Linked DNA regions of Homo sapiens: regions 1, 3, 4, 5 and 6 are each linked to region 2. A link is a loop called in an ENCODE intact Hi-C map of the cell type or tissue named here. Cell type or tissue: heart left ventricle. All regions are shown on one strand. Links, peaks and the distances in the headings refer to the core of each region. The heading gives the core; the rest is flanking DNA.

Region 1 (5,307 bases), core at 561-4,560, 59 kb after region 2:
CGTGGTCGTCAACACACCTCTTCTTGCTATGGTTGATTAGGTTTTGGTGTCACCCTCTTGAATGAGATAGAAGCTTCTGTAGGTTAGAAACTTTATCCTGCACATCTCTGTGGCTGTCTCCAGTGCTTTTCTCTTCAGAGCTCAACAACTATAAAACAAAAGAGATTTTAGGTGATTTTTCATTACATTTTACCTGTGTTATGGCTGAGAGTTCAATGAAATCAAAATGTACTTGATAGGATACTTGTGGAGTTTATTCAAAATTTCATGCAGTATAATGAGAATTTTTTTCATTTTTTAAAAAAAGCAAAAATATTTTTATGGTGCTCTTCAACTCTTAAGTATTTGTTCAGCTTCGATTTGTTCATGTTGTCTGTATGTCTATTGGAAGGAACTTGCCACCAGAAGAAGAGTGTATTGTGGTACCTGGCAACAAGCCCTCTGGTGGTCATAGCCCAGGAGTGAGCTGAGATGTGTCCTTCTTAAGTTAGGATATAATGTGATGGCCATATTACCTTAGGCATTGCAGTCACAAGGTGAAGCAGTCTTTCCATGTTAGTAAATTACAAACTCAGCAACAAATGTTAAAACTTAGACAAGTGGCTTACAGCTTTGAATAATTTCTGGTTACCCTCATTTAAAAATGGGTAAGCAATTAGTGGGAGCACCTGGTATAGTGCTAATGTCAGTTGTCCAGAAGTGAGCCCTCCGTCTGTGGACTCTTTGACCCCTACTTTTGGGCCAGACTGGTTTTTCAGGATCACATACCGTTGCCCATGAGTGATGTTGCTATAATGCTTGTGTGTTTTGAGTCTTTGTTGATCCTGTTACCATTTTACTCCATTCAAGGTGAACCAAAGTAATTTTATAAAGAACATTTCTGACTATATCTCAAAATGTACCAGTGCTGTGGTTGAGTATACAGAGGTTAGGTTAAGATTCCAGGGCAGAAGACTCACACATTATTTCTTTTATGTAGTCAGTTTTTTTTTTCTGCAACGGAGTTGAAATTCTGTGAATTAAAGCTGTGTTTGAGAGCTCTTATTGCAAGTAGATTCTGAATTCTCCTGTAGAGGTTGCTTGTGCAACTGGATGTGAAAGTGCTTTCTGAAGGGTGTGTGTGCGTGTGTGTGTTGATGTGATGTTGCTGAGGCTGTTGTGTTATTTCTTTCATTTTACTTTTGGAATAGTTGAGCCCTTAAATTGATCCAGTACGTCTCCACAAATAAGTTGCAGAAAAGGGTTTTATGCTTTCCCATCTAGCATTCTTTTTATTTATTACTGTAGAAGAGATATTCATTTACTGAGCAAATATTTATTGAGAGCTTACCCTGTGCCAGGCAGTCTTTCAGGCACTGGGATACAGCAGTGAACAAAACAGATAAAATTCCTGTCTTCATGAGAGAGGCTAAACTCCAGCTTAAGTATTTAGAAGTCAAGATTGTACACACCATTGGTTAGAAGGGAAAAAGGGAAGAGCAGAGGAAGGGAAGCTTTCATGAAAAAAAAAAATTGAATCTTAAAGGATATTCTTATAAAACCCCCTTTGAGCCATATCTAAGGCAGTTTAAGTCAGTAGATGACAGATTGTGGTCTGCAAGGCTTTGCATCTGTCCAGGCCTCAGATCTACGCAAGTAGCTTGTACAGAAGGGGATTAGAGCTTTGTTTGCTCTCCAGTTTAGATGCCTTAAATAAACATCTCGTGTGTAATGACACCATCTTGAAAATAGCTAAAATTACCCTTTTCCTTTTATGCATGACTGTCATGGGTCAAAATAAGCAGAAGGCAGGCACTGTGTTTGTTGTCAGTCTTGGGGGATATTTGTTTGATTCTGGACAACAAGGATTAGAAAACTTCTTGACTTAGGCGAGTTTCATATCAGCAGTGCAATGTCCATGTGGTGGTCAAGCTCTGCTGTTGACTTGAAGCTTCCTGAGGCTGGGTCTGCAGTGGGAAACATCTCTGGGCGTCGCACCTAATTAGCTTCTGTAAATGCTCCACGAACTGAACTTGCTGCCTTTGACTTTCAAAGTTTTCTTCCCAGTATGTTGCTTTTTGTGGCTATTTTCAAAACAGCTTCTTTCAGCCGGGCACGTTGGCTCACGCCTGTAATCGCAGCACTTTGGGAAGCCAAGGTGAGTGGATCACCTGAGGTTGGGAGTTCGAGACTAGCCTGACCAACATGGAGAAACCCTGTCTCTAATAAATATACAAAATTAGCCTGGCGTAGTGGTGCATGCCTGTAGTCCCAGCTACTCGGGGGGCTGAGGCAGGAGAATTGCTTGAACCCAGGAGGCGGAGGTTGCAGTAATCAGAGATCATGCCATTGCACTCCAGCCTGGGCAACAAGAGCAAAACCCCATCTCAAAAAACAACAACAGCAACAACAACAACCCAGTTTCTTTCAGGATATGTACTCTTAGCAGAAAGAGACCTCAGCTAATTTTTCTTCCAGATCATGAAGCTTTTAAAACTCAAGTAGGAAGGTTGATTTGATGCCAGCCTAATGTTTTTATCATGAAAATTGTTATGATATAAGAATACATTTATTAATTGAAAAGTGTTTCTGGTACATCTGGGCAGTTTCAGAATCCTAATTTCTAGACCCTCAATTAGAGTTTATATCCCTTCTCACCAAATGCACATCTCAGACTCGAAAGAGTTTATTGTAAAAATGCTGTTTGTGAAGCCAAGCCTATGTTCACACCGGCATACACGATAATTTCAGTGATACAATCTTAAAGGGAAAAGTTTGGTTCTCAGCAAAACAGCTGCTAACTGCCAAGATGTGGCTGACCTTTGACAGACTCTGAGAAGTTCTGCAACATCCTGGAAAAGATCCATTTCATCTGGAGAAGCAGCACTGAGGCCTTGGCTGCTGAAGGATTAGTATAATTACTTCATCCCTGACAGAGAGAGCCACAGTTGGAACCCACCTGGGAAGCCTTGTCTAGGGAGGTGGGAGGGGTGCTGGCCCCACCCTTTGTTGTTGAAATTGGAATCTTTGCCACAATCTGTTGCTGGGACTGGTGTGGCAGGGTAAGTAGGGCCAAAGGAGCCCTGTGGGGATTTGTCTGAACAGGGGCTGACAAAAGCTGGTCCCCATCCAGCCAGCCCAGGGAAGTTAGCAAAGCCAGGGATAATGAAAGTGTTCAGCAGAGCGAATATGAGGCCCTAGTCGTGAGACTGCGGAACTGAGGGTGGTGATGGGGCCACCACAGGGGTAGAAACTCACGTAGAGGGGAACAGGCCCAGGCGTACCAGCCCCAGGTTCCAGTTCCAGCCTGTCCCAGGGATCCCAGATCCCCAAGTGCAAGTGATTGTTCATTCATCTGATAAACATGATTAAGCATCCACAACATGTTGAGGTGCTGGGAATACAAAGATGAATTTTCCCTTAAGGATTCACAGGCTGGCGTGGGAGACAGACTGATAAATAAATACCGAAGGGAGAAAGCAGCCATAAAAAAGGTGGGGCATGTCCTGGTTTGCCCTGGGTAGCCCTGGTGATTCCTTTTGTAGCAGCATAATTATTAATAGTGCTCTTGGAATTAACAGAAGAGTCTGAGAATGAGCAGTAAGTGGTGTGGTCCCCTGGGAAATGGGGTACAGCCCTGCCTGAGGAGCTAGGAGATGGGATGGAGGACCCTTAGGTGATGAGTTTGCCGCATGGATAAAGAATAGGACTCTAGGCTCAGGAGAGAATTTTCTAGTCAGAGGGAACAGTGTTGACTCAGTCATTCATCATACGTTATTTGGGTGCCCACCGTGAGCCATGTACTAGTGTACCTACTGGGGACACAATGGACAAAAATCTTGGCCTTTTTGTGCTTACATTCTAGCACAGAGAGAGACAAAACACAAGAGACGTTAATAAAACAAATGGCATTTTAAATGGTGACAAGTGCTGTGGAGAAACAACGTGGGGAAGGGGCATCAGGGCTGTGGGGGAGTCACGAGTGGTTTACTGGTTTAAATAGGGTAACCAGGGAGTGCTTTATTGAGATGTTATATTTCAGTATCATCGTCTAGGGGTAAGAGGGAGAGACGTGATGTGTTGAGAGAAGAATGTTCTAGGCAGAGGCAACAGCAGATGCAAAGGTCTGAAGGGGAGACAGACCGAGCTAGAACAGCATGGCACATCAGTGATCTAAGTTCGTGTGGTTTCCTAAGGTTGGAACCTAGGGTGCAAACTGAGGATGGGCAGATGAGGTAGAAGAGGAAGAGCAGACCCAGGTCACAAAGAACTTTTGTGCTAAGGATTTTTAAGCAGGTAGGAGGAGAGAGAATATGAGCCTTGGGATTTGAACTGCTGTGGGTGTACAGAAAAAGAGAAACTCAACGAGAGGTTTAGGTTTAGGGACGTGGTAGGCTTTTGCAGTAAGGGACAAGGACAGAAGGCTCATCTGAGGATGGGAGGGACACTTTAGAGGCAAATCCATAGGATGCAGTGGCTGAACAGAAAAGGTGAAGAGAGAGGGAGAAAGGGGGATCAGAGGGAGAAAGGGGGATCAGAGCCCAGTCACAATTCCTGGCTGGGATGGAGAGGTTCAGAGTCCCAGGCAACCCCTGGAATTGCAATAGCCTGGAGATAGTCTTGGGAAGCAGTAGTGGGTACCTAGAAAAGCATGGCTCCAGGTAATTGACAGCAGATAATTGTATGTTTCTAACATCATTTCTGATACCAGGTGTGTGACATTTTTCCCCCAGCACCAACCAGTTATCTGACACTAACTGGGTGTCCAACAGTTCAGTTTGTTTACTGGAAAGGGGTCCCCCAAGAGAGAGTTCTTGGATCTTGTGCAAGAAATAATTCGAGGTGAATCCACAGAGTAAAGTGAAAGCAAGTTTATTAAGAAAGTAAAGGAATAAAGAATGGTCATTTCATCCCATGAACAGAGCAGCCCTGAGGGCTGCTGGTTGCCCATTTTTATGGTTATTTCTTGATTATATGCTAAACAAGGTGTGGATTTTTCATGTGTTTTCCGGGAAAGGGATGGGCAATTCCTGGAACTGAGGGTTCCTTCTGTTTTTTTTTTTAGACCACGTAGAGTAACTTCCCAACATTGCCATGGCATTTGTAAACTGTCCTGGCGCTGCTGGTAGTGTCTTCTAGCATGCTAAAGCATTATAATTAGTGTATAATGAGCAGTGAGGGTGACCAGAGGGCAGCTTCCTCGCCATCTTGGTTTTGGTGTGTTTTAGCCAGCTTCTTTACCGCAACCTGTTTTATCAGCAAGGTCTTTATAACCTGTATCTTGGGCTGACCTTCTCTCTCACCCTGTGACTAAGAATGCCTAACCTT
Region 2 (5,307 bases), core at 415-4,414:
ATAAGTTCTACAGTTTCTATTATTTTCTTTTTTGAACTTGCTAAAATCATGGAGAAAGTCTTAATTGTCCTCACTATGCGAGGTCCTTCTAGAGGCCGAACTGTTCTGACATAACTGTGTCCTATCCCTTTCTTGAGTCAGGAGTTTCAAAACTTTACTTCTAGTAGCTAGCTATTTTGATAGACCTACTCAGCACATAGTTGTCTCAAACCTACTTTTTCTAAAATCTGGCCACCTTCCAAGATCAAAAGTTTATAGAATTCCCCCACTCTTCAATTTGTATACATCTTATATTCATGAACCTGCCATCTGCATTTCTGCTATTTTTGAAAAGCTGAACTGGACAGTAGAGGTCAGAAGTTCCATGAACTGCCAAACTGCTATAAGCAGTCACTTGGGAACCTAAACTCAGACAAGCAAAATGGAGAAGTGAGTCTAACACACGTCACCAGGTAGCAGGTTCATATGTTGCCTATTGTGAAGGCTGGGATCTCCAGGGTTTTCATTATGCTAGGTTATCAAGGTCTGAGGTAGTGTGCTTGATAGTGAAGACTATAGAGTCAGACTATCTGGGTTCAAATTCCAGCTCTGTCACTGTTCTAGGTGTCTATTGCTATGTAACAACCACCCAGATGACAATCTTTTATTATTATCACTTACGTTTCCGGGGCCTGATTTGGCTCAGCTAGGTTTTCTCTCTAGGTCTCTCAGGCAGCGTGGTCAGTGACTGTGGCTGGAGTTCTTTCAAAAGCTCGCCAACTCACATGCTTGATATAAGTTGTACTGGCAGTAGACCAGGTCCTCAGCTGGCACCATCAGCCCAAACACCTACACATGGCCTTCCCTGTGGCTTGAGCTTCCTCACAATATGGCAGCTGGGTTCCAAGGGTGAGTGTCCCAAGGGAGAGCCAGGTGAAAACTTCATCTCCTTTTATGACCTAGGTTTGGAAGTCACATAGCATCACATCTGCTGTATTCTATTTGTTACAATCAAATCACTAAGTCCAGACCATATTCAAAAGGAGGGCAATTAATATCCACTCTCTAATGGGAGTCTTCAAACCACCATAGCCATGTATTCCCTGAAGACCTCTCTGTCCTTGGCTTTGCTGGTCTGTAAAACAAGGATAATGAGAGAAACTTACCTCAGAGCTTTTTGTGAGGATTAAACAAAGAACAGTCCCTGGTACCCAGTATGTGTTAGTTTCGCCCATTATCACACCACTTGTACATCTGAAGTGATGCTGATGGTGACATCAATGATGAGACAGTTCCCAGCAGATATAGTCTGTGAAGGTCCCACCTTTCCAAACTCTACTAGTGGCATTTAACAAATCCCAGCGCCTGTGGTTCTTATGCCAGTGGGAACAGTTACTATATATGGTCTGAATTCTTTGGTTCACCTCACTTTAGTGACAGTTTCCAGATACAGGTCAGTCCATTTAAACCTGGCCCATTTATGGCAATTTATTTCATTATAGGATAAAGTAGTTAGAACCATGAGTAATAATTACTGTGTCTACAGTGCTTTTAACACCTCAGCCAAGTAATCCTCATCTCACCCAGTGAGTAAGTTTGAATGCGCACCCTTCCCTGTGCGAGGATGAAGAAACCAGGACCTGGGTCAAGAGGATTGTTCTAAATTCTCCAATGAGGCAATAGGGCTTGAGTGAGAAGGTGTGTGTGTGTGTGTAGGGGGGGTGTCCTGATTCTCTGGCCCCTACATGCCTGTATAATATACCCCATCACTGATCATTACTCAGGACCTGTTAATACACTCTATTCAAATACGTATGGGTATTTGAAATTTCTTTTAAACTACCTCTCATGTATTTATAACACAAAGAATTGGCCAGTGTCTATTTCCCACAATGTGAGATTAAGTAATTTAAAAGATACTAAAAGTCTTGTAAATGAAGACACACCACACCACTCAGTATAATTTTTTTCTTTTTCTGTGAAACTAATATTTTCTGATATTCTCGGCATCCAAAAATTTTCATCTTGGGGAGGAGGAAAAATTGAGACTTACTCCCACTGTTTGCCGGAATGTGACCCCAGGCTGGCTTCGAGTTGTCAAATGTTGTATTTCTCATTTTATGTCAGTGAGTCTGGAAGCAAAAAAGGTAGAAAGACTGCCTTCCGTGGGGGCCGCGACGATCGCCCCTCCTTCCCTCAAGCCTCGTCCCATCCAGGCTCGCCCCGGGTGCGGAGGGTCGGGCCGCAAACCCGCAAGGCGCGGAGGCCGCCGCGACGCTCACCGGGGGGCGCTGTGAAGCCGGCACCGGGCGGACAGAGGTGAGTCGGCTCGGAGGCGGTGGCTCCCGTTCCTGCCCGCGCGCCGAGGGGCGAATCCCAGGCAGCGAGGTCGCCGCCCCCGCCCCTCGGCCGGCCCCTCCGCCAGCGGGCGAGAGGGGAGTGGCCGGGCTCCTCCCGCCGCCGCTGAGCACTCCGCAGCTGGGTGCGCACGGGAGCCTCAACCGCGGCGCGTGGAGGCAGTACCAGAGCGCGCGGCGCGCAGTCGGCCGGCAGCCGCGGGACAGCCTTGGCAGAACAGCCGCGGCGGGAGCCCCGCAGCCCCGGGCTGGGCCCGCGTCCCGGAGCGCCACCGGAGAGCGAGGACGACGTGGAGGCGGAGTGGCGCCCGGCGAGGTAGCGCCAGGCGAGGTAGCGCGAGCGCTTTCTCTCTCTCTCCCCTGCCCTTCCCTCTGCGTCCGTCGTCGGCCCCCGAGGCGCCTGCTCCGCGCCTTTGTGCCCGCGGTCCCTGGCCCCGTCGCACCCTGCGGGCGGGGGTCAGCGGGCTCTGCCGCTCTCTTGGGAGACGCGGCGCTGCGGCGGGAACGGCGCACGCTGTAGGTTGCGGAGGGTGGTCGTGACTCCGCAGTGGCTTCGGGGGTGGCGGGAGGGAAGAAGGGCTTGTAAACTAAGTTGCTCTTACTTTGCCCCATGCCTCTCGTACCTGTGGGCAGAGTCGAATCTCGGCTGTCCTCGTGTTCACCCACAGCCCCTCCATTCCTCTGGCCCACAGCTGTTTCCTGGCCCCCTGGAAAGACACGGTGTGGCTTCCTCCGGGCAGGAAAGCGGAGGGAGAACAATGGGGCGTCCTGGGGAGTGGGGTTCAGGTGCGGTGTGCCCCGGCGGCGGCGGGGGAGGAGGGGCCCGGGACGCTGTGGGCCTCCCTGCGCGTGCAGCTGCGCTCGCCTCCTTTGTTCCGCCGCAGCGGAGGGGGTTGCCCTGGGTCTCGTTTCCTGCCCGGGATGGGATTGATTCACGGTCCCAGAGAGGGAAGGGGAAGGGGGCGGGGCTGGAATGGAAACCAGATTAGAGACGGGAGCTACGAAGGGTGGTGGGGCCGGGAAGAGAGTTGGGGAGAGGGTTGGGAGAGGGTGATGAGAGCGCGCTGGAGAGGTAACTACAAACACACAACATTTTGTTCAAGGGCCATGTGAGTTTCTAGAGCTTATTTGTAGTGCTTTGTTCAGGCTTCGGCCCAGCGTTTATTGCTGCAACAAGTTGTGTGCTTCTTGAGTTTCTAGGCGTTCCCAATGTTAGATTGCTCAAAGCAAATCTTCTTAGTTACAGTGAAAGAAGCCCCCCCCCCTTTTTTTTTGAGATTTGAAAAAATTTTGCTATGAACTATGGTATTGGTGTGTATGTGTGTGCCTCTGGGTCTGTGTGTGTAGCTAGTGGATATTGGCTGGAATGGGTAGGAGACAAATTTTATAGAATCAATTTTGACGTAAAATTGTTTTATAGTATAATATAGTACAACAGTTTTCCAGGACTGTTTGAGGGCAGAAACCACCAGAAAATTAGACATTGCTATAAATAAATGAATCAGACTATGTAACACAATTGAAAAACCCTTTTACAGTCTGTCCCAGGAAACACACCACACACACCAGCGTTTGGGGTTTGAACTGAGGAGCCCTGGCATTGAAGTGTTCTGTGCTTTCACTCTCTGTGTGAGGATCGTTTAGAGGTGGTAGAATTAAATGTAATGTGTCAGACATTTGTTAAGTGACCTTTCCTAGATTGGAATCGAGACTCGCCAAAGGATTGGCTGACCTAGGGAGGGAGCTATGGGGGATTGAATGATGTGTGTTTTTTGAATGGGGTATTCCAAGCAAAACTGTTTTGGGAGGAGGCTGACATTTCCAGGCATTCATGGTTTGTGCCTGTGGGACACTGGTGGGAGGATTCCCAAAGTCGGACTGAAGGTTAGCATTACTGTGGTGATAATTTAGGAGACATTCTGTTGTAGTAGTCTGGCTGCAGACAGGGCTGGGAAGTGGCCCAGAGCTGCCTCTTTGACAAGCTGAGGGTCCGCCATTAAACCACCCCTTTGGCCATTTATTTTGAGATGAACCAAGTTTGAAAGCCTCTTAACCTTAGAAGGCTAATTAGGAGCTTGCTGTGGGGGAAAAAAATATCTCCTGCCCACTAAGTGGTAATGGAAAAGAGCTGTATAAGCTACTGCTGAGGGTTTGTCTTTTTCGTGGGGGATGTGGTCAAATTTTCAGGCCAGGCTGAAAAGCACTGGGAGTTGTCCTCAGGAGCCATTATGATGTGAAGTTGAAATGGGATGGTGTCCAACTGTCAAGCTGTTTGTCATTAGAACTAACACACTGCCTGGCAAAACGTTGTGCTAGGGCAGCTAACAGAGGGAGACTTTTTGTTGTTGTTGTCTTACCATTTTGGACTTTTCACTTATGCTGTGAATTGTTTTATAAAATACAACACGATTGAATTCCTCTCAAGTACTCATTGTTCTATACATTAACAAAATGTAAAGCATCTGAACATTGCTGCTACTGGAGATGTGGACAGATAGCAGAATCCTAAGTGGCTGGTCTCTGGTCTCTGGCCTCTGGCCGTTCTGGTGGATGCCTGATTGTGTGATAAGGCTGGCAACAGGCTGTATCCCCTTCCCAGGATGAATCATCACTTTGTCAAGCCTGGAGTTAAAGACTAACTTACCCTGATTGCTGCACAGTTATGCAAAGCAAGGAGGAACGTCTGACATCATGGGGAAGAAGAGGGAGTGAGGTGAGTGGGTGGTGTTTGGCTAAGAAGGGATCTTCAGCATGTAGCATCCATGTTTTTAGCATTTGTCCTCCTTTGGGTAAGATTGTCTTCTACCTCCCTTCTACTGTTTTCAATAGCTGAACATTTGGATTTTAATTAAATAGCCTAACAATAATTATAGCTATCATTTAGTATGTGTTCATTACATGCCAAGAATTTTACATACATTACTATATTCATCATCACAACAACTTGATAAAGTGGGTGTTATCTTCATTT
Region 3 (5,307 bases), core at 727-4,726, 260 kb after region 2:
CATCTTCCTAAACTAAATCTCTGTATCCATTAAGCACTATCTCCCTGATATGGTTTGGCTGTGTGTCCCCACCCAACTCTCATCTTGTAGCTCCCATAATTCTCACGTGTTGTGGGAGGGACCCGGTGGGGGATAATTAAATCACGAGGGCGGGTCTTCCCTGTGCTGTTCTCATGATAGTGAGTGAGTCTCATGAGATCTGATGGTTTTTAAAAGCGGAAGTTTCCCTGCATAAGCTCTCTTTGCCTGCTGTCTCCATGTAAGATGTGATGTGCTCCTCCTTGCCTTCCACCATGATTGTGAGGCCTCCCTGGCCATGTGGAGCTGTAAGTCCAATAAACCTCTTTCTTTTGTAAATTGCCCAGTCTCAGGTATGTCTTTATCAGCAGCGTGAAAATGGACTAATACATTCCCCATTCCTCCCTCTTTCCAGACCCTGGCAACAACCATTCTACTTTCTGTCTGTATGAATTCAACTACTCTGCATATCTTGAATAAGTGGAATCATACTATATTTGCCCTTTTGTGACTGTTTTATTCACTTAGCATAATATCCTCAAAGTTCATCCACGTTGTATCATGTGTTAGAATTTCCTTCCTTCTTAAGGCTGAATAATATAACATTGAATGTATATGTACAAACAGATTTTGTTTATCCATTTATCTGTTGACAGACACTGCTTCTTCCTTTTGGGTGACATAATTTCACATTTTGTGTGACAAAATTAAACAATTCAAATAAAAATAAAGTAAAATGACAGGAAAATTATAGAGGCAAAAATAAAATGTGTGTCGCATATGTGAATGTGGTGTGTTGAGTTTTTCACAGTTGAGGAGGAGTCTCCTTGTCCCTCACATGGCATGGTGGCATGGACCATTCACGCCAGCAGGCTGTATCCCCTGTCAGAGGCAGGGCTGGCTGTGGGTGGCAGCTGCACTCTGCTACCTGGGCTTCTGCATCTGCTCCTCCTTGAGCCGCTGCTCCCACAACATGCGATGTTCTGGCTTAAGCCGAACAGCTTCCTTCTTCGTTCTTGTTGAAACTGGCAGAAACCAAGAAAGAAAGCAGTCTCAGGCAATTGGCAAGTAGTAAGTATTGGGACTAAGAAGTATTTGGAGCCCTTGTGCTGGCAAGCCAATTGCATTGAGGCAGCCCCAGTCCCACTCAATTCTTGCTCACATTCCCCATGCCTTTTGGCATCATGCCTCATCACTACTGCTCCCCTAAGTGCTTCCAGATGCCCTCCATCAGGGGCTTCTCAGACTGAGAGCATTAGACTGCTGCCTCGCTACCAACGCTACTCAGAACCACAGTGTATTATATAAGACAGAGAAAAGCAGAGCTGCCCTGTGGGGTTAAGGGGCGGGGGCAGAGTAGATATGAGGCTGGGTATCCAAACCCCAGTGCAGCTCCAGGGAAGCCCCATTTGAAAATAGCTGCATAAGGCTAGTGATTAGAAACCCCAGCTCTAAAGCACAGGGAGGAAGAGGAGGATTGTAATCTGGAGAGGGTCAAGCTCTTCTAGGCAAGGCCAACCAGCTATTGTGAGTAAAGTAACTGTGTGTGTGTGTGTGTGTGAGTGAAGCAGGTGATATCGAACTGCTGGAGCTCCCCCTGCATTGCCAGAGCAGTTTTTTTTAGATATGTCCTCCAGACCCTTAGGGCTCCTCAGGGCACAATTTGAAAATCACAGACTTGTCTAGTCTCTTTTAATCCTGATACTCTGCAGACTGTTATCATCCCCACACAACGAAAGGTGAACCTGAGGCCAAAGCCCCACAGGTAGGAAGTGGCTGAGTCAGGAATGCTCCTTCCAAAGACAACTTTATTATCCTTCAGTAGAGACGCATACACTGCAGCAGCTTGAAGTAGGGAGGCTTCTGGAAACTGTGGGGATGAACCAAAAAGGAATCCTTTCCCATGCTGGGGAAGCCCACTCTGGCACAGAAACAAAGCAAATTATAGCTGTTGCGGAAACAGGCCAAACACGGCTGGCTGAGCCAGAAGTGGGGTTATTGCTCATCTCCTGGGATCCCATTGTGTGTAGGTCTCTTGTCCTCCCCACACCAAGCTCCGGGTCTCCTCACCCCCGTGCCAGCTGGGAGGCCCATAGGCTGCCAGGCATCTTGTAGAAACACACCAGAGCAGCCGCAGCTTCAGCTCTTCCCTCCCTGCCTTCCCTCCTGCCCCAGGGTGAAGGAGAGGGGGCTGGCCATGGGAGAGACCAGAAAACGAAGGGGAGAAATGGAAGCTGGTTTCCACAGAAAGAGATGGTTGGTGGGACCCGTGTCATATGTCAAGTTGGAGGAGCAAAGGCCAGTTGGGAGATGGCTGTGGCCTTTGTTGAAAGGTCTGCCTGGGAGCCAAGTTTCAATTTCTGGCTCCCTTTAGACAGGACCGGTTTCTCTAATAGCTCATTGAAAGGTGAGAGAAAAAGGAAAGAGCACACAAACTGACCCCTTTAAAAATATGGCAAAACCTAAAATGTCTTTGGAAATTTCAAGAAGTCCTTGAACAGAATCATAGTTTCTTTTTTTTTTTTCTTTCCCTGAGGAAATTCAGCATGGACCTGTCTCCCTCTTGTGGAATTAATTTTGCCTCTTGGTTGTACAGTGTTTAGTAAAATAAGAGGAAAACTTATGGGGACTTCCTGTTACCTTGTTTCTCCATTGTCTTTCTTTGTGCAAGAAAAGACAGCAGTATTGTAATTATCAAAGAAAAAGCTTTAATTTTCTGAAATGAACAAGCATTTAGAAATAAACTTTTAATCTAACACTTTATAGTAACAAAATTCTGCCTGTAAAATCTAGTGCTTAAAGATTTAGTTTTACTTAATTCTTCAACGTTAGACAGAATATCGTCTCCATTTTATGGTTAAGTGTCAACAAAAAGAGTCAAATTCTGTAAAATATTTGAAGACATTTATTCTGAGTCAAATATGAGTGGCCATGGCCCATGACACAGCCCTCAGGAGGTCCTGAGAACATGTGCCCAAGGTGGTCGGGGTGCAGCTTGGGTTCCATACATTTTTTGGGAGGCAAGAGACTTCAATCAAACACATTTAAGAAATACACTGGTTTGGTCCAGAAAGGCGGAACAACTCAAAGGTGGTGAGGGTTGGGGGGGCGGTCCAGTTTATAGGTAGATTTTAAAATTTTCTGGTTGACAATTGGTTGAGCTTATCTAGACCTGGGATCAACAGAAAGGAAATGTCTGGGTTGTAATAAGAGGTTGTGGAGATCAAAGTTTTATCATGCAGATGAAGCCTCCAGGTAGCCGGCTTCAGAGAGAATGAATTGTAAGTGCTTTTTTTGTTTTTTTGGTTTTTTTTTTGAGATGGAGTCTCGGAGTCTCACTCTGCTGCCCAGGTTGGAGTGCAGTGGCCCGATCTGGGCTCAACGCAACCTCTGCCTCCCAGGTCCTGCCTCAGCCTCCCGAGTAGCTGGGACTACAGGAGAAAGCCACCATGCCCGGCTAATTTTTTTTTGTATTTTTAGTAGAGACGAGGTTTCACTATGTTGGCCAGGTTGGTCTCGAGTGCCTGACCTCATGATCTGCCTGCCTCAGCCTCCCAAAGTGCTGGGATGACAGGTGTGAGCCACCGTGCCTGGCCTGTAAATGCTTCTTATCAGACTTAAGGTCTACATTGATGTCGATGCCAGTGAGCTATAATGAATGCTGTCCAACCCTCACTTCCTGTCCTGGCCTAAACCAGTCTCTCAGGTTAAATTTTAAGAGCACCGTGGCCAAGAAGGAAGTCCATTCAGATGGTTGGGGGGACTTAGAATTTTATTTTTGGTTTACATAAGGAAGGTAAAAGAAGGACCATGACAAAACTAAATTTATTTTTCTTTAGCCAAACTCCAAAGTTCTTTGCAGAATTGTTAGCAACAATGACACAAGACAACAACAGCTTGTTACAAAAGGTAGCTAGTCGGGCATCAGCAGGGCAGGAGAGGGCATCTCCCACTCACCAGGAATGTCAGGTGACCATTGGATGATGGTCAGGCAGTTGTCACAGTACCTCTCTAATATAATAATTGGTTGCAGCCAGCGCCAGGGAGAGGCAGTTTCCCAGTACATAAAAACCCCTGAAACTGGTAATGGGCAGCTTTCAGAAATTGGGCACGTGGTCTCGAGCATGCACGTTAAGAGGCAAAATGGTGGAGTATGACCTTCCCGGCATTCCACTGGAAAAGGGAGGAAAGCCTCAGGTGAGCATGCATACAACTCCAGTAAACACACCACGCGCTCACCTCCTAGGCACCAGTAGGCTACCTCGCATGTGGGTGGCTCACCTTAAGGGAAGAATCAAGGGAAAAAGGGATCACAACACCGGAAGTGAAATGCATATGAAATGCTAGGTTCAAGATCAAATGGGTCAGTTGACCTCCAAGTTGCCACTTGAGTCTCTTCCAAGTGTACTTTCCTTTCTTCTCTAAAGCTTTTCAGTAAACTTCCGCTCCTGCTCTGAAACTTGCTTCAGTCTCTTTTTCTGCCTTATGCCCCTCAGTTGAATTCTTTCTTTTGAGGAGGCAAGAATTGAGGTTGCTACAGACCCATAGGGATTTGCCACCTGTAACTCAGATAACTTCCACCAGTAACAAGCTGATATTTATTAGCATTTGCTTTTCGCAAAGCATTAGGCCAAGCACTTCACCTAAATTATTGATGTGGCTCTGATGAGTGGAGGAACACCAGGGCTCTTGTCTCACATCAAATTAGATAAGACACAAACACACGTGGAGTGGTTTTAAGGAGCGGAGAATTTAATAGGCAAGAAGGAGTAAGAAGGAAGGGAGAAGGAAAAAGCTCCCCTGTACAGAGACAGAGGGAGGGGGACTCCAAAGCCAAGAGAGGGAACCCCACTTGCCACGGAAACCAACCAGGTATATGAAGAGGCTGGAGGAGGCGATGTTTGATTTGCGTAGGGCTCAGGGGGTTGGTTTGACAAGGCATGTCATTCACATAGCCCGTGAAAAAAATGGCCCTCGTACCCTAGCCTTTTAATATGCAAATGCAGGGCACCATGATGTTCTACACATGTGGGGATAGATGGGGGCAGCCATGTTTCCAGGCACATGTGGGGCAAGGGCAAGAAGGCTGCAGGAATCACCATGTTGGGTGGACTCAGTTTCTAACGGCTGGCATTTGCTTATTAAAGGTTGCCAGACTGGCCATGTTGGGTGGACCCAGTTTCTTTTTTTTTTTTTGAGACGGAGTCTCGTTCTTGCCCAGGCTGGAGTTCAGTGGCACGATATCGGCTCACTGCAAGCTCCACCTCCCAGGTTCACGCCATTCTCCTG
Region 4 (5,307 bases), core at 625-4,624, 140 kb after region 2:
GTGTTATTTATGAGTTTGAGTTTAAAATTTCCTCTGATCACTGCATCACTGGTGATTAGAAATTCCTAGCTGACTTCCAGGAAAGAATGTAGTTAGATGCTGCAGCATAAGTATCATTTTTAAGTTTTCCTAAGTAAGACCAAAGTTGATTTTTAAAGATCAACTTTCAGAAGACTCTGTGACTTTTTCACTTCTATCATGTATGGAGGGATTTGAAGGCCAGTGGCTCTGCCTGTTCACAAGGAGCAGTGAGCTTTGGCTGCACCATTACATGTGGGCTCTCCTTCCTCATTAGACCAGGACTGGCCACCATTGTGGGAGAAGAGTCCAGTTTACCAGTGGTGGAGTCATACTATCCCTCGCTCCCACTGCCACCATCTTTGGGCGATAAAGAAAAATAGAGGTGAAAACAAGTTTTAGTGTCAGATCTACTTCTTCCTGGACGATGTGGTTCTTGATAAATTTATTCATTTGGTGCTCTCAGGATGTACAGCAATACATTAAGCCCTGCAGATTGTTCAGAAATGATTTAGGCATAAAGCTTCTGTCAACAAATTCATAAGAGATTAATATGAAGGAGAGGCTGCTGAGACTTCTAAGAGTGATCAAGGGTATGGGCCTTCTACAGAGAGAGAGATTGTTTCTTGTCAGGGAGATGCTTTAATCTTTGGGTCTCCATTTGGTAGGAACTTCATTTGTTCATACAGTCAGCCAATACATATTGAGAACTTGCTAGGTGTGAGGTGCTGTGTAAGGGGTAGGAATACAGTGAACAAGAGAGCATGGTCAGCCCTCACCCATAAGAATGTACAGTCTAGTGAGGCAGATGTATATGAAACTAATCTGTACATGTGTATACTTACACATACACACATGTTCGTATAACATGATTTACAAAAAGGGTTAGGATGCAAGAGTCAGAGTGAGGGATCTGTCCCTGGATGGGGACAATAAGGGGTCAGTTCAGGGGGACTTCCTTGAGCTCTGAAGTTTCACCTGAGAATGGGAGATTCAGAACTTGGTGACAGAGATTGTGGAGCTCACTGTGTCTTTGCTGATCCTTCAGCAAAGGAAGTGAGATTGTTTCTAGCTTTTCTGTTTGGGGTGCTTCTCTGTCAACTAAAAGTCTTCATCCTTCAAATATTGCATCATTTGTGTATACTTCATTCATTCACTTACTCATGACCCACTCCTCGAGTGCCTGCAATGGGCAAGCGTCTGTCCTAGGAGCCGTGTGCTGGGCCACAGTTAAATCTGAGAGATCATGTGTGGCATTTCTCATGGATTGAGATGTCTGAGTGTCATTGTTTTGAGAGAGCTAGTGGCATGGTTTATAAAGCTGTTTTTCATTTTCTCCATACAGGACAACAGCTTTGAGCAGTTCATTATTAATTATTGTAACGAAAAGCTGCAACAAATCTTCATTGAACTTACTCTTAAAGAAGAGCAGGAGGAGTATATACGGGAGGTAATGTTGAAATGCTATTTTTAAAAGTGTTGGTCCTTTTTTACTCGTAATATAAATTCTAATTCAGAAGATAGCCTAAACAAGAAGCCATATTCAAAAGGCTACATACTGTATGATTCCATCTGTCATTCTAGAAGAGGCAAAGCTATAGAGACTGATTACCTATAAGAAGCTATAGAGTCAGGGATTGCCAGGAGATAGGAGTTGTGAGAGGGTTGTGGCTGCAAAGAGAATTTTGGGGACTGATAATGGTGGTGGTTGCTTGACATTATACATTTGCCAAAACTTAGAGAACTGTATACCAAAAAAGTCAGCATCACTGTAAGTAGATTTGAAAATATTTTGAGACTTTGTTCAATATCAAAAAGTATTGAGTATTCAAATTTATAGTAAAAATAGGTAACAGTTACTGAGTCCTTACTACATAGCAGGTATTATATTAAGTGCTATGTATAGATTATCTCATTTAATATAATCTTAAAATAACCAGAAGTAGTGTTTGCAGAGTCTTTTCATCATTAATTTAAAAATATATATTTGCTTTTCACCCTTTTATTTTTTAAAATAGCCAGTCTTTTTTCAAGTGTAAAATTAGTTATTTCAAAAAATAAAAAGGAATTGTTATGTTTATATTTTTATTTCCTTTTTTGTTTATTTGCCTTAATATTTTAGTAATGATATTACCTGTTTTCCTTTATTTTCTTAGTATCATTTTAAGCCATTAAGGACACTGAATTCTCTTTTATCTTTCTTTCCATATAGATTTTTCTAATGTGATTGTTATCCCCAGTGGCTTAGTAAAACAACCCATTTACTCAAAAGCTAAATCATAAATATTTCATCTTTATTTTAGAGTACTCATTATGCTTCAGAAATGTTTTATACTTGTCTGGCACCTTTTAGTAACATAAATATTCTAAAAGCACGATTCATTCTTTTCCTGTCTTCTCATCATGAAGAGAATGCCCAAACTTTGATGGGTAACTTAAAACAGTTTATACAGATTGTTTAAAACACTTCTAAGAATATATAGGAAGATTGCTAGCTTGCTGTAATGAATAGAAGACAAATAAATGTTTACATTTATGGACAGAATGTTAAGTAGACACAGAAAGATTACATTTGGCTTTATGGATTTGGCTTTGTAGCCAGTGTTAGAACCAGTGGATAGATTTTCATGTCTTTCCTTATGTTGAAAATACTTTGTGGTAGCGCTGGCCTGTTTTTTTTAACACTTGAAAGAGTTAACTTCCCTACAACACAAGATTGACTCTAAAATTAATTTTTTTCCTTATGATTACAGATTCAGAACAGAAGAATCTAGGCTTTAAATTCTTGGGATCAAGTTCTAACTTATTTCCTTATAAACATTGTAAACATACACAACGTAATATTGACCCAAGGGCCTGTTGAGTAAATATTTGGCCCAGGGCCAGTGAAGTGCATGGGAAATTGCTGCAGATGGGAGAGTGGAATGGAAGGCAGTCTCAGAACAGGTCAAGGGTGTTTGCTTCAATCAGATTATGTCAGTGGTAGGCAGCTGCATTGAGAAAGTTTTGGGAACTGCCTGTGACATTTGCAGTACCCATTCTATAAAGAAAATAAATTCAGAGAGGAAGGGAAATATGATAAGATGGTCAAAGTCTGTTTTATGGATGGTAGTGTCGTGGCTTCATCTTGTGTCATTGGATTTTGTTCTGTTTTGTCTTTTAGGATATAGAATGGACTCACATTGACTACTTCAATAATGCTATCATTTGTGACCTAATAGAAAATGTGAGTACTTAGGTACAGTTTTCTAAAGAATGTTTTAGTCCTATAATTCACCCTTATAAATGTTCTCAGTGCCTCAATGTTAAGCATTAGTATTTTCACTGTTTTTTATATATATATATATATATATATATACACACACACATATATATGTGTATATATATATATATACACGTACACACACACACACACACACACACACACACACATATATATATATGTTAAGGAACTGCAGAGTTCTAGAGATTTTATTGTAGCCCTAAGAGATCATACACAGTTCTTGAACACATACATAGACAGCTGGATGTTTTGATACTTAGCCAGGATCCCCAGTGGCCATATCACAACACCCTTTTATGACCTTCAGACACCAGGCCTTAAAGGTACCAGCCTTTCTTGTATGGTTGGAGCCCAGGTCTATTCCATGACTCCTGGGCATGTGAGTACTGATCAGAGTAGGCTCTGAGCAGCCATCCAGTTTTTTGCCAAATCAAAATATCCATTTCATTCCCAAAACTCTAATGACCTCTTAACATACTATTCACCGGGTATTATATTAAGTTTAAGTGACATAAAGGGACAACCTCTGGAGCTGAATTAAGTGGGACCCCAGAAGTGGCTTAAGTGCAGCTGTAGCATTGATTCAGATCATACATGCAGAGGGCATTGCATGTGTGACTGCAGGTGGCCAGGGACCTGGAATTTTTCGGATGACCCAAGTATGTGCATATGCAAAAAGGCTTAAAGTGTGAAAAATTATTGGATAATTTCGAGTAAGCTTTCTGAGTCCAAGATTTTTGTTTTTAGATCATATTCCGTAGTTTATTGTAAATGAATTAAATGTAGGAAGACTGATTTTGTGTGTGGAAAACAGGAAACTAATTTATGCTTAGGATTACTAATACCTGACTTTGAATAAGTAATTTGAAACAGTGTATAAGCCTTATTATCCTGCAGTCTTTTTAGCAAGACCAGTTTAGTGAGATGAGTGCTGTGTTTCAGGAATACAGTCACATGCTCTGAATGAATATTAAATCATTTTCTACTCATCTTTTACAAAGCTTTTTGGGAAATATGTAATTAGCCAGTATTTTTTTTCCTCAGTATTCAAGATATTCCTAAAAGTTGTTTCTCTGATTAAATTAAACAATATTCTAAGGCATCACTATTTTTCAATAAGAAATAAACTGTGTTTCAAAAAATCTGAACAATATTGAATGGGAACACTAATATTCCACATAAGCAATTCAGATCTCTGATTTTGGCTCTGAAAAGTGAATTTCCTGAAAATTTTCCTGGTACATTTTGTGAAGGAGGTAATTTGCTATGGGAATCTTAATTTTCAGAATTTCTGATTAGTATGTTTTCTTTGATAAATATAACCTTGCATTTAATTATTCTCTTTTAAGAAGAGGAGAAAAAGAACAGTGGTAATACACTTAATTTAACTAGATTATCTCAGCCAAAAATCCCCTTGCTATATGATTGAAGAAGCTCATGTTCACATAGGAACCTGGGTATATAAAGGAAATGTTTCCTTCCAGCATCATTAAACAATAATGTTTGTTCTGGGGATGTTATGAACACACTTGATTCCTGAGAGTCCACGCTTCCCCAGGGTTTTGTGTGGAATGAATAAATGCTGGTCAGAGGATGTCGTGGCCTTGTTAGCAGAAGGGGAGAGGAACAGAGGACTTTGCCTGGGTGGAAGTAGGTGGGGTTGATGGTCAGTGGAGTGGATTGTTTTTGGAATTAAGACTTATGACCCCATAGGGGCAGTCCATGGAGTAGCAGTCTTTATTTAGCAAAGTAGAAGCTTCCTGACTTCTGATTCAGTTTAGGGCTGACTACTCTTGGAATAAAAATGACCACAGGGTCTAGATATGCAACAAATAAATTTTCACTTATGTTTAACATCCATTTAGAAATTCCACATGAATTTCTAAAATCTAAATCTATATGAAACAGATATTCTTGAAATCAGTTTGATTGCAGTGATTGTTAAAAGCAGCATCTCAAATCACAGCATTTTTTTCTAGGAAATAAACTTTATTTTGAACACATGA
Region 5 (5,307 bases), core at 405-4,404, 120 kb after region 2:
TTTATTCCTTGCTAGTTCTCTGTTACCTGCTGCCTCTGCTCCGACCTGCCTATCACCCCCCATGTCATGCTCATTCTTTCTGCCCATCTAAATGCTCTACCTGATTGTGCCCTATCCTAGGAGACTTCTTTGATCAAATAGGCCTCCTGAGACACCCCGCACCCCCATCAGAACCTGTTTTTTTTGCAGTTTGGCACCTGTCCTCTGCTTGTTTCCTCTGTGTTAGTTTGATCTCCTTAGCTCCACTCTAAGCTCCTGGAGGGCAGGCCCCATGTCTGTGCATCTCTGAGTCTCCACCTTGCTTTGTCACTTGCCGTCCTAGACCATGCCTGTTACTGGCCATGTCTGCAGCACATTCCACCTGGGCTTTTCCTCTCTGAGTTTCATGCAGCTGCAGAAGTGCATGGTCTTTTCATAGTGTGCTTTGAAACTGAGATGGTGAATTAGTGCACTTTGAGTCTTCCCTCGTTTCTACACCCCATATTAGTGGTCCTTAAGTGGGAATAGACATTCCTTCCCTTACTGCTTTATAGGATAATGTTGTGGAGATTTGGTGGCATGAATCAGGCTCAGGAAGTCAGGGGTGGCACATTGGCAGCCAGGTGGCAAATTGGCAGCTCCTAGGGCCAGGTAAAGCTCAATATTTTTAGTTGACTAAAGGGTAGTATTTTCTTTGGTTTTGTTTGTTTGCTCTTTAAGTTTTGAATTTGAGTGCCTTTAGCCTGGAATGCATCCTCTAACCCCAATAGAGAGAGCCATCATTTCCTGTTCATTTCTATCACACAGTCCCTGGAAACATTTGAGTTTGAGACCCCTGGAATAAATATTGTTGAAGAAACCAAAGAAGATTAATATTGGCTGTGAATACACTTTAAAAAATATAAAGCAATTTATCAGAATAAATTGTCACTATTAGTTCAGTTGTTTATTGAAATAGTGGCTTGTTGAAAGTAGATAGCATGTAACTAAAAAAGCTGGACGACATTAAGATGAAAAAGGGCTCATTTACAAAAACATGGTGTTTTGAAATTATGTGGTGTTTTGAGATAACTTGAATTTATAAGAAGAAAAAGGAAAGGATTTGGAAATTATATAGCCTCATGAGGTAGTAGTAGACGAAAAGGATACTTCAGAAATCAATATAAGTACATCTATAGACTAACTGTGTGCTAGGCATTATTCTAAGCACTTAAATTACCTATTTTAAGAAAGCAAAAACTAGAAGAAAGGGTATTGGGGAAAGATGCATCTAAATTATATTTTGATTTCTCTGTTTTAGCATTTGACATGCATTTTCTACTATGGAAGCATTCCCTCCCTTGTTTGTTTATTTGTTTGTTGCCAACTCTTAGGTATATTCTCTAACCCTAATTGGAGTAGGGAGGGAGGTTTGGGATTAGCATGGAAATGTCAGATGAAGGGAAAAGGTGTTATCTTCAGCTGTGTTATGTTGCCAGGGAAGTGAATCTGTTATTAAAGTTGTTACATTTTATTTAGGAAGAAATGTAGAGAAAGTATTCCCACATAATCTAACAAGTTGTGCTCTTTGTAAAATAAAAATGTACTGGTTAATTTTAACAGTAATACCCCAATTTTTACTTAGAAGCAGCAAAATACACACATACGGCCAGCATGTTGAAAATAGCAACAAAACCTCAAGCTTTTTCTCTCCCAAGGCCAGTTCCTTGTTAGGCTGCTGACACCCAACCTCCAGGCCTCCCCAGGATGCTGGTATTAAACATCTCATTAGTACTTACTTACTGTATGCTCTGGGCACTCGGTGCATTTAAGGGTGTTTAGATTCTTCTGTCCAAACCTGACTTTCTTCGGCCTTTGGATTCTAAGAGTCATAGAGATGCATATGTCTTCTGCCTCTTTGTCAAGTAGTTCTGAATAACTTTAAAAGTAGATAAGCACGTAAGAAGGGGTTTATGTTCATTCTATAACTTAAAAGAACTCATTGTGGAAGTTTTTTTAAATACTCAAGTGATTAGTGTGGCCAGGCATGGTGGCTCATGCCTCTCTAATCCCAGCACTTTGGGAGGCTGAGGTGGGTGGATCACCTGAGGCCAGGAGTTTGAGACCAGTCTGGCTAACAAGGCAAAACCCTGTCTGTACAAAAAATACAAAAATTAGCCACGCGTGGTGGCACACACGTGTAGTCCCAGTCACTCGGGAGGCTGAGGCACGAAAATCCCTTGAACCCAAGAGGCAGAGGTTGCAGTGAGCTGAGATTGTGCTACTGCACTCCAGCCTGGGCAACAGAGTGAGATTCTGTCTCCAAAAAAATTTAAAAATAAAAAAAGATTGAGTGAAGAAAAAAAATTTGCAGATTCCATCAGTCAAAGCCATTTTCATATATCTCCTTTGAATTTCCATTTCTGTGTATAAGGGTTTTAAAAAATAGTTATCATATTAAGTAGACAGTTGTTTAATTTTCACATTACGCGAGCATTTCCATTTCATTACCTGATTTTCATAACCATCACTCTCTGATGACTATGTAACATTACTCTCAGTGCATGTTTCTCTTACTACCCCCTATTGTTGGATGTCTAAATTGCGTCTGATTTTTCTCTGTTCCATAAAATTGAAATAAATATCTTTGTGGTGAAAGTTTTTGCAGTATTTAAAATTAGTTTCCTGGTTTGTGAAAAAGTGTAACTGTGTATAAACAATTTGCCTAATTCTCTTAAAGGTTTGATTGTTTATGATACAAGAAAACTGGTTCTGCAAAGATGTGAAATAAAAGAGCTTCAAATATTTTTTAAAAGTATCTTTATGATTTTATTAAAAGTAAGCATTGTGGAATTGTGGGTGTTAAGTTTTGTTTGTTTGTTTTTTAATAGGCTTATTATGCCCGTGATGCTCTGGCTAAAAACCTCTACAGCAGGTTGTTTTCATGGTTGGTAAATCGAATCAATGAAAGCATTAAGGTACTGAATTTCTATGAGCAAAATCAGTTGTAATAAATGGTATTCACAGTATAAACATTAAGTTGAAGAAAGTTTAAATTTATAATCAAATAATTGATTGCCACTTACAAAGATTATTCCTTAAAAAGAGTGTACCATGTATAAGATTGAAATTTGTCAGGGATTTTGTTTATTTTGTTTTGCCATGTGTGTTGCTTCTGACTGGTGAATAGTCTGATGGTCTTTGTGGAGTTACTCTGGGAGTCGGCGTCCCAGGTTTTGGCCTGGCTCACCTGGTAACTAGTGGTACACACTTTGCTGAAAAGGTCACTTTACTTCACTAGGTCATGATCTAATCATTACTAAAATGAGAGTGTTGGACTAGGTGATTTTGAAAGGCACCACTAATGCCTTCTTTAAATATATCACCTATTATTAAAATTTCTAAAAGAGTTCTATACCAATGCCTCATCTCATACATTTTTTAAAAAACAACTAAATTAGTTATTTTCTTACTTAAGAAACATAATTAATTTGTAATATATATCTATGTTCCTTGGATGCTTGTAGTGTTATATTTCATGCCTTAATTAACCCTTTAATTTGAAACTTTTTAAAGGCACAAACAAAAGTGAGAAAGAAGGTCATGGGTGTTCTGGACATTTATGGCTTTGAGATTTTCGAGGTAAGATTTAAAATTTTTTTTGTATTGTCTTTAGTAGAGTGGAATGGTTGGAAATTAAATCCTGTATTATGTAGACATTATAAGTAACTGTAACTTTGAATCTACAAATAATCCTTGTGTAGATGTAACACACTATCACTTTGAATCTGCCAACAAATCTTTGTGTAGATGTAACAAAATTTGGTTGTGTATTCCTGCATGTGTGCCTGAGTGTGTGTGTGTGTGTGTGTGTGTGGTGTGCGTATGCTGAGAGCCAGCATTTTGGAGACAGTACTGCTTAAAAAGAACTCGTATTAGTACCTGACTTTTGAAATTGCGTATTTAAATTTCTAACCGTGAGGCTTCCAACAAGCTACAATGAGTATGTCTGTGGCCATTTGTGTGTTGTTAGAAAGTGTGGCAGGTTGGTGCCATAAAGAAAGCCACAGGAGGGCTGGACATAGGTTCTGGCCTTGCCAGGGCTGGTCATTTCATCTGTGAGACTCAGAGAAAGAGGATTTGGATTAGGTGATGTGTTGAGTCTCATTACTGTGATCTTATGATAATGAATTCTGCTGCAGAGGTTGAAATAATTTCTGCTGAAGCTCATGGTGAATTTTTTAAAATGATTCTATGCTTGTTACAGATTAAATATTTAAACCATTTGTGCTTGGTTAAGCAACACATATACCTAAAATTAGAATGATATAGAGAAGATGAGCATGGCCCCTGAAAAAAGTGATTTGGAAAATAAACATTATCTACTTATGTTAGAATTTCCTTTTTGCCCCCTTGCTAACTTTGACATTTAGAAGGAGTTTTAAGGATCTATTAAAACATTTATTCTCACTTTTAGGAGTGGTATTTTAGTTTGGTTCACGGAAATAAGAAGTAGATCGGGCTCCTCCTTTCTTAATTCTCCTCCACAAGTAAGATTTGTGAATTTCTTTAAGGAACCAGGCTCTGCCCAGAATGTTCCCAAAGAATTTACATGTTCTAAAAAATTAGGGTCACAGAATCTCAGAAAAAAAACATCAGATCATTCCTTTCACCTAAACCAGACCTTGCTAGCACATGCCTTTTTCTTAGTATGTTTTCCCTCAATCATATTCTATATTTAATAGCTAATGGTAAGTACTAATTGAGGGCCGACTGTATGTAAGCACTGTGGTAAGTGGTGTGTGTATGGTCTGATTTACTTTTCAAAACAGCCTCATGAAGTAGCTGTTATTATTATGAATTCCATTTTACAGATGAGAAAGTAAAGCTCCTCAGGTCAACTAACTCCCCAGGGTTATACAGCTACTTAGCGGCAGACTCAGGACCTAAACTCCAGGCCCTTTTAATATTTTCATTTATTGCTTTTCTTTCTTACTAAGATTGAGACCAGGGGCACTTCCTCACCTTTCTTCCCAAAGTAACAGGTTCCCCAGTATCTGGAAGTAAGAAAAAAATAAATGTGGTAAGTCTCTGACTCCCCTGTTTCTCCACCCTTGTCATTACTCCAAGCTCCTGGCCAGCATTGGGTGCTTCGTAGATGGAAGTGTGTGTGCTGGTGGCTTCCCCATGGGGTCCCCAGAACAGAGGTCTTCAACACAGCATCTGCTTGTATTGCTGCCCATTTAGCAGAATCTACAAAGGAAAGCTACCAATTTCTTGGTAGAAAGGGAAGAATTTGAGGTTTCTGAGTTAGGAGAAATGCTTGAGTACACACAGAAATCACTGCCG
Region 6 (5,307 bases), core at 913-4,912, 99 kb after region 2:
CTCTTGGCCTAAGTGTTTAGCAGAATAGTTTACTAATGTAAAATGGGCTTCCTCACTTAACAGTCACTTTTCCCCACTCAATTTTTATTTGAATTCTTTAAATTTTGATTAAAAATAATCAACTGATCATTTGCATATGATGGTGCAGTGCTGTTTTATTATTCAGGATAACACCTGTGGCTGATTATTTTTGTTGTTAGAGAAATGAGGGCTCACCCCGAGAAACACTTAAGGACTCATTTTTTCCAGAGTCATAGAAAGCCTAAACCTGACTGGAGAGTGCTCAAATTCTCTATTTAGTTCTCTGTCTTAGCTTGGGCTGCCATAACAAAGTACACAGACTAGGTGGCTTCAACAACAGAAACTTATTTTCTCAAACCTCTAGAGGCTAGAAGTTCAAGATCAAGCTGTTGTCCAGGTAGATTTTATTCTGAGGCCTCTTTTCTTGGCTTGTAGGTGGCTGCCATCTTGCTGTATGCTCACTTGACCTTTTCACTGTGCTTGAGTGGGGAGAGGTGAGAGCAAGCTCTCTGGAATCTCTTCTCATAAGACCACCAGTTCCATCTTGAGGGCCTCACCCGTCATGACCACATCTCACCTTGATTCCTTCCCACAAGCCCCACCTCCTAATACTAGCTTTTTGAGGGTTAGGGCTTCAACATATGAATTTTGCAGGGAGATAAGCATTCAGCCCATAACATCATCAGAAAACAAAACCAGAAATGAGTTTCCTTAATGCCATGGAGAATGGCATACAACATCAGTATGAACTACCTTGGCATTGGAAACAGTATATCAAAGTCTTTCCCTACTGATGGCAAGCTATTAAACTGCTTTATGGCTGGGCACAGTGGCTCACACCTGTAATCCCAGCTCTTTGGGAGGCCAAGGCGGGTGGATCACTTGAGGCCAGGAGTTCGAGACCAGCCTTGCCAACGTGATGAAACCCCTTCTCTACTAAAAATACAAAAATTAGCTGGGCGTGGTGGCACATGCCTGTAATCCCAGCTACTTGGGAGGTTGAAACATGAGAATCGCTTGAGTCTGGGAGGTGGAGTTTGCAGTGAGCCAAGGTCACACCACTGCACTCCAGCCTGGGCAACAGAGGAAGACTCTGTCTCAAACAAACAAAGAAAAAAAACTTGTTTTATATTGTAAGCGACAGAGGGAGACTCTGTCTCAAAAAAAAAAATGCTTTATATTGTAAGCATGTCTTTACTGTCACTTAACATATTTGTTATGGTGGAGTAAGGTTTCTCAGCCTCAGCAGTGTTGGACTGCTTACATGTTGCTGTGGAAGGGTGTCCTGTGCATTGTAGGATGGCCTGTCCTGTGCATCTCTGACCTCTGTTAGCTGCCAGTTGCACCCCTGCCCCTAGTTGTTACAGTTGAAAGTATCTCCAGACATTGTCAGATGTCCCCTAGGGAGTCAGAACCACCCTTGATTAGAATCTCTAGGCTAGATAGGTAGTTTGGTGGAAACTTTTGGTTCAAGTCATAGAAGTAAAGTCATGGAAGGATGAGATTCAACACGGATTAAAGCAGAACTGCTTTGGGGTAGTTTTTTCCCAGTATGAAGGGTTAAAACCCTGCCCTGTTGTCGTTTGTACTCAGGCTCAGCCTCTCCTGCCCTTTCAGAGAGGCTCCCGAACACTGAGTATTCACTGTGACCCCAAGACACACTTCCCATGCTTCAGTTTCACCATTACAAGGACACACCATGCATCTGTATCCCCAGTTAGTAGCATAAGAGAGAAATGAAGGCAAATCATCTATTATGCTGTTTTTGATCTTTCCTCCATTGCAATATCTTAATAACGAAGCTATTATGGAAAGCGATATCTCTCAATTTTATTGTTCCAATATTTGACTTTTTGTTTATTGTCTTTTGCTTTTAAGTTGGGGTGCTATACATTTGCTGTATTTCTGCATATGTTTATTTTAAGAGTGCTGTGATGTAAAGGAGAAATGCTGAGGAATGCTGTAGCCTGCATCTGTGACTGGAATCTGGCTCTTTATTCAGTGGTATTTGGAACTAGGCTCCAGTGCAGGAAATAGAAGAAATGTCTACTGTGGGCATGCATTATCTTTTATGGGAATGCTTTACTTTTTAGCTGGAGCTGCTACTGTAAATGAACATTTAGAACAATGAACTTTAAAAAAACCAATTGAGGAATGTGTCTCAAGTGTTCTATAATGGAACACTTGCTTTTTATTCTGTGGCTCACAATAAAAGGCTTTAGTGTTTAGGGTTGTGTTTAGTAATGTGCAACTCAGATTTGTTTGATGAAAAGATGGTTTATGGCTTGCAAATAGCACCCTGAATAAAGTTTCTTTGAAGCAATTCCTTCACTTGCCCCTGACCTTCAAGCCACAATAAACTGTCCTTTATGCATCAACATCTCTAGTCGGACTTGGGGCTGTGCAAGTTAGCTAACTTGGCAGCCCTGCATGTTCACACCCACCACAAAAGACTAGCCTGTGAAAACACAAGAAATGTCATCGTCTTCATGATAACTAGGTCAATACACACCATTATCAAGGTTACATTCATGAAAGCCTTTTAACTGGTGGTGGACATGAGATAAGAATGGGAACCTCTCCAGCAAGCATCCTTTTTTGAATATTTTTAGGTGCAAATTTCTTCATTCTGTATAGCATTTCAGCTCATCTTCTGTTGAAGACAGAATTTGCTGCCAGGGACCTACCAAACCATACTCAGCCCAAGCAGCATCTCTAAGGCAAAGAACTTTGCCTGTGTTGACTTTGTAAATGTTGTCTTAACCAAGCTTGGGCAACTATCTTTTTAAGAATCAAAAACACAGCCGGGCGTGGTGGCTCACGCCTGTAATCCCAGCACTTTGGGAGGCCGAGGGGGGTGGATCACGAGGTCAGGAGATCGAGACCATCCCGGCTAAAACGGTGAAACCCCGTCTCTACTAAAAATACAAAAAATTAGCCGGGCGTAGTGGCGGGCGCCTGTAGTCCCAGCTACTTGGGAGGCTGAGGCAGGAGAATGGCGTGAACCCGGGAGGCGGAGCTTGCAGTGAGCCGAGATCCCGCCGCTGCACTCCAGCCTGGGCGACAGAGCGAGACTCCGTCTCAAAAAAAAAAAAAAAAAAAAAAGAATCAAAAACACGAAAAAGCCACTCCACACAAAATATAATGCATCAAGTGTGGCTGCTGAATTACCGGAGTTAACATAGGTAAGCACACACCCTCTCTCCTTGATCAGAGACTTCTGACTGCTTTCAAAAGTCAGACCAGATTTTAGCCCGTAGTTCTCATTTGAACACTCAGTAGTCTAATCTGCTCCCTGTTTAATTTGAAGAAGTTATGGAGACCTCTAGAGATTTGATGCCTAGCCTCTGATTCCAGAAGTTTATTTCTGTTCACCACATTATTCATTCTAGCTGCCGTGTGGCCCCTGGATCCCAGTAACAGACTGGGCAGGTGGGAGGCTTGGTAGAAACGGAGGATCTCATGCCTCTTCCCAGACCCATTGAACCTGAGTCTGCACTTTATCCTCATGTAGTTAGTTTGCACATTAAAGTTTGAAATGGTAAAGATGGGCGGGGTGGGGCTTCCAGAGTGTCAAACAGGGATCGCCTCTACTTATACAACTTATGTTTAGGCTACTTAATCTTCTACTACCATGGCCCAGGTTAACTTGCTCCTATCTTATGCACAGGCTTGGTGAAACAATCCTTTTACCCTATGACTCCGTGCTGTTCCCTGTGTTAAACAAGAGCACTGTGTGTCTGGACCAGCGTCAACCATGGGGTTCTTAAACGCTCTCATTTAAAAGGGAGTCCTGTGAGGGATTTGTCTCCAGGAAACAGCTAAGATTGGAACATTTGTATTTTGCATTATGGGCCAAATTGTTTTTCTTTGTTGTCTGGAAAGTTTCACCTAGGTCTGATGTGCATAAACTGATGAAACCATGTAGCACTTGTAGCCTATTGGAAATGACTGTTGTTTCCAAATCTCTTATTCTTCCTGTATTCCAGAGCTATATAATTAATAATATTTAAATAGCTTTATTTTAAAATTAATTAAACAATTTAAAGGTTCACATGCCATTCCCCATGATCTGGAAACTTCAAGTTCCATAAAGCCTTTGATAATAAGTAATCTCTGAAATAACCTTATTCAGTGATGATAATCCTAGAAGAGCATGAAGCTTTGCTTCCTGGTCACTCAATTGACTACTCTCTAGAAGTGTTAAAAGGTGTTGAATTAGGTAAGATTAAGTTTACAGTAATACTTGAAAAAATTCCATGAGTCATAGGAATGATTCTCTTTTTCTATGAACTTGTAAGACATGGAAGCTTTAGCAACTTACTAAGACTTCTGTTAAGTATATTTCTATGGAAGTTTTGGACAGAAATATCATTGCTACAAGTTGTATTTTCCAGAAATCATAGATTTCAAATACTGTATTTGCTTTATCTTTCTGCTTGAGATTATTATTATTTTTTTAACCATACATCTGTTTCTTTCCTACTAGCTTTTGGAAATGCCAAAACTGTAAGGAATGACAACTCCTCTAGATTTGTAAGTATTTGTATAAGCATAAGTGTTAACACTAATATTTAGCTCATGTATGTTTAAACAACCAGTAGATGTTTAATATTTCTTAATACACACATTTTTAAAATAAGAGGAACATCATCTCTATTGAAACACAAAGTTCTATAAGGACTCTTGATTTCTGGAATTTTCCTTTTGAATTCTTTTTGGAGTAACAAGCAATTTTTATCATGTTTTCTTGACATCTTCTATCATAAAATCCCATAAGCAATTTAAATGAGGCTATTTAGAGTAACACTTTGCTTATCTGAGTTTGGTATTTAGAAATCAAGAATCAGAAATTAAGAGAAAGATAAACTGGGTCTCAAGTTTAGGGTTAGGGTGCACCGTAACCCTTGTCCCTTATTCAGTGGGTCCAGAAAGGATGGGATGTATTTTAAAATTAATAGAGGTAAAGTCCATAGGCTTGGCAACAAAAGCAAGCATGTGGGGTGAGCGTGGGGCTGTAGAGTAGAACTGAATAATAAAAACCAAATCTATTTGGTGTTTTGAGCTTGATTGAGTTGGAAAATGCTACTTCTCCCTACAGGGTCCATCTTTCCAGCCTCATCCCCCACTACTCCCTGGCCTGTGCCTTGCATGTTGACGCAGTGGGCTCCTCCAGGCGGGCCATGCTCTTGGGTGCCTCTACCCTTTACAGAGACACAGCTGCCTGGATGCAGCTGCAGGAAATATTGAGTCTGATGGTGGTGTTTTGAAATTGATGTATACATT

What was found. Hi-C counts contacts between places; a loop is a spot of excess contacts. Peaks named below come from ENCODE experiments on the same cell type or tissue, not always from the same donor. Only the 100,000 strongest peaks of a DNase experiment are listed, where the experiment ranks them.
Region 1: a loop joins it to region 2, with 2.1 times the contacts of the local background. A loop is called at or near these places in 16 of 110 quality-filtered maps.
Region 3: a loop joins it to region 2, with 3 times the contacts of the local background. A loop is called at or near these places in 56 of 110 quality-filtered maps.
Region 4: a loop joins it to region 2, with 3 times the contacts of the local background. A loop is called at or near these places in 28 of 110 quality-filtered maps.
Region 5: it touches region 2 in a loop (4-fold over the local background); 27 of 110 quality-filtered maps call a loop at or near these places.
Region 6: a loop joins it to region 2, with 2.2 times the contacts of the local background. A loop is called at or near these places in 4 of 110 quality-filtered maps.

The regions. Positions count from the first base shown.
Region 1 is chr2:191,302,203-191,307,509 of GRCh38, forward strand. All of the region lies in intron 3 of MYO1B (myosin IB), which reads left to right. Among named protein-coding and RNA genes, the nearest start is that of MYO1B-AS1, 59 kb to the left of the region's middle. RefSeq lists an enhancer at 1,716-2,634. In heart left ventricle, for the core only: no CTCF peak of the experiment used is centred there; a DNase peak (open chromatin) is centred at 3,059; H3K4me3 peaks cover 612 bases; H3K27ac peaks cover 1,905 bases.
Region 2 is chr2:191,242,960-191,248,266 of GRCh38, forward strand. MYO1B (myosin IB) reads left to right here and starts at 2,445. Exons shown (of 31, transcript NM_001130158.3): 1 at 2,445-2,667. It overlaps MYO1B-AS1 (MYO1B antisense RNA 1), which reads right to left and starts at 3,216. Exons shown (of 4, transcript NR_186085.1): 1 at 2,960-3,216; 2 at 661-1,114. RefSeq lists enhancers at 2,331-2,953, 4,456-5,249 and a silencer at 2,366-2,755. In heart left ventricle, for the core only: a CTCF peak has its summit at 2,266 (motif pointing right); DNase peaks (open chromatin) are centred at 2,412 and 3,242; H3K4me3 peaks cover 2,721 bases; H3K27ac peaks cover 2,494 bases.
Region 3 is chr2:191,499,172-191,504,478 of GRCh38, forward strand. No RefSeq gene overlaps it. Among named protein-coding and RNA genes, the nearest start is that of NABP1, 180 kb to the right of the region's middle. In heart left ventricle, for the core only: a CTCF peak has its summit at 2,585 (motif pointing left); no DNase peak of the experiment used is centred there; H3K27ac peaks cover 483 bases.
Region 4 is chr2:191,380,099-191,385,405 of GRCh38, forward strand. MYO1B (myosin IB) reads left to right here. Exons shown (of 31, transcript NM_001130158.3): 14 at 1,364-1,468; 15 at 3,182-3,244. Among named protein-coding and RNA genes, the nearest start is that of MYO1B-AS1, 140 kb to the left of the region's middle. In heart left ventricle, for the core only: no CTCF peak of the experiment used is centred there; no DNase peak of the experiment used is centred there; H3K27ac peaks cover 772 bases.
Region 5 is chr2:191,366,693-191,371,999 of GRCh38, forward strand. It overlaps MYO1B (myosin IB), which reads left to right. Exons shown (of 31, transcript NM_001130158.3): 12 at 2,850-2,936; 13 at 3,535-3,600. It also overlaps the pseudogene RNU6-1045P. Among named protein-coding and RNA genes, the nearest start is that of MYO1B-AS1, 120 kb to the left of the region's middle. In heart left ventricle, for the core only: a CTCF peak has its summit at 2,544; no DNase peak of the experiment used is centred there.
Region 6 is chr2:191,341,726-191,347,032 of GRCh38, forward strand. MYO1B (myosin IB) reads left to right here. Exons shown (of 31, transcript NM_001130158.3): 6 at 4,511-4,557. Among named protein-coding and RNA genes, the nearest start is that of MYO1B-AS1, 98 kb to the left of the region's middle. In heart left ventricle, for the core only: no CTCF peak of the experiment used is centred there; no DNase peak of the experiment used is centred there.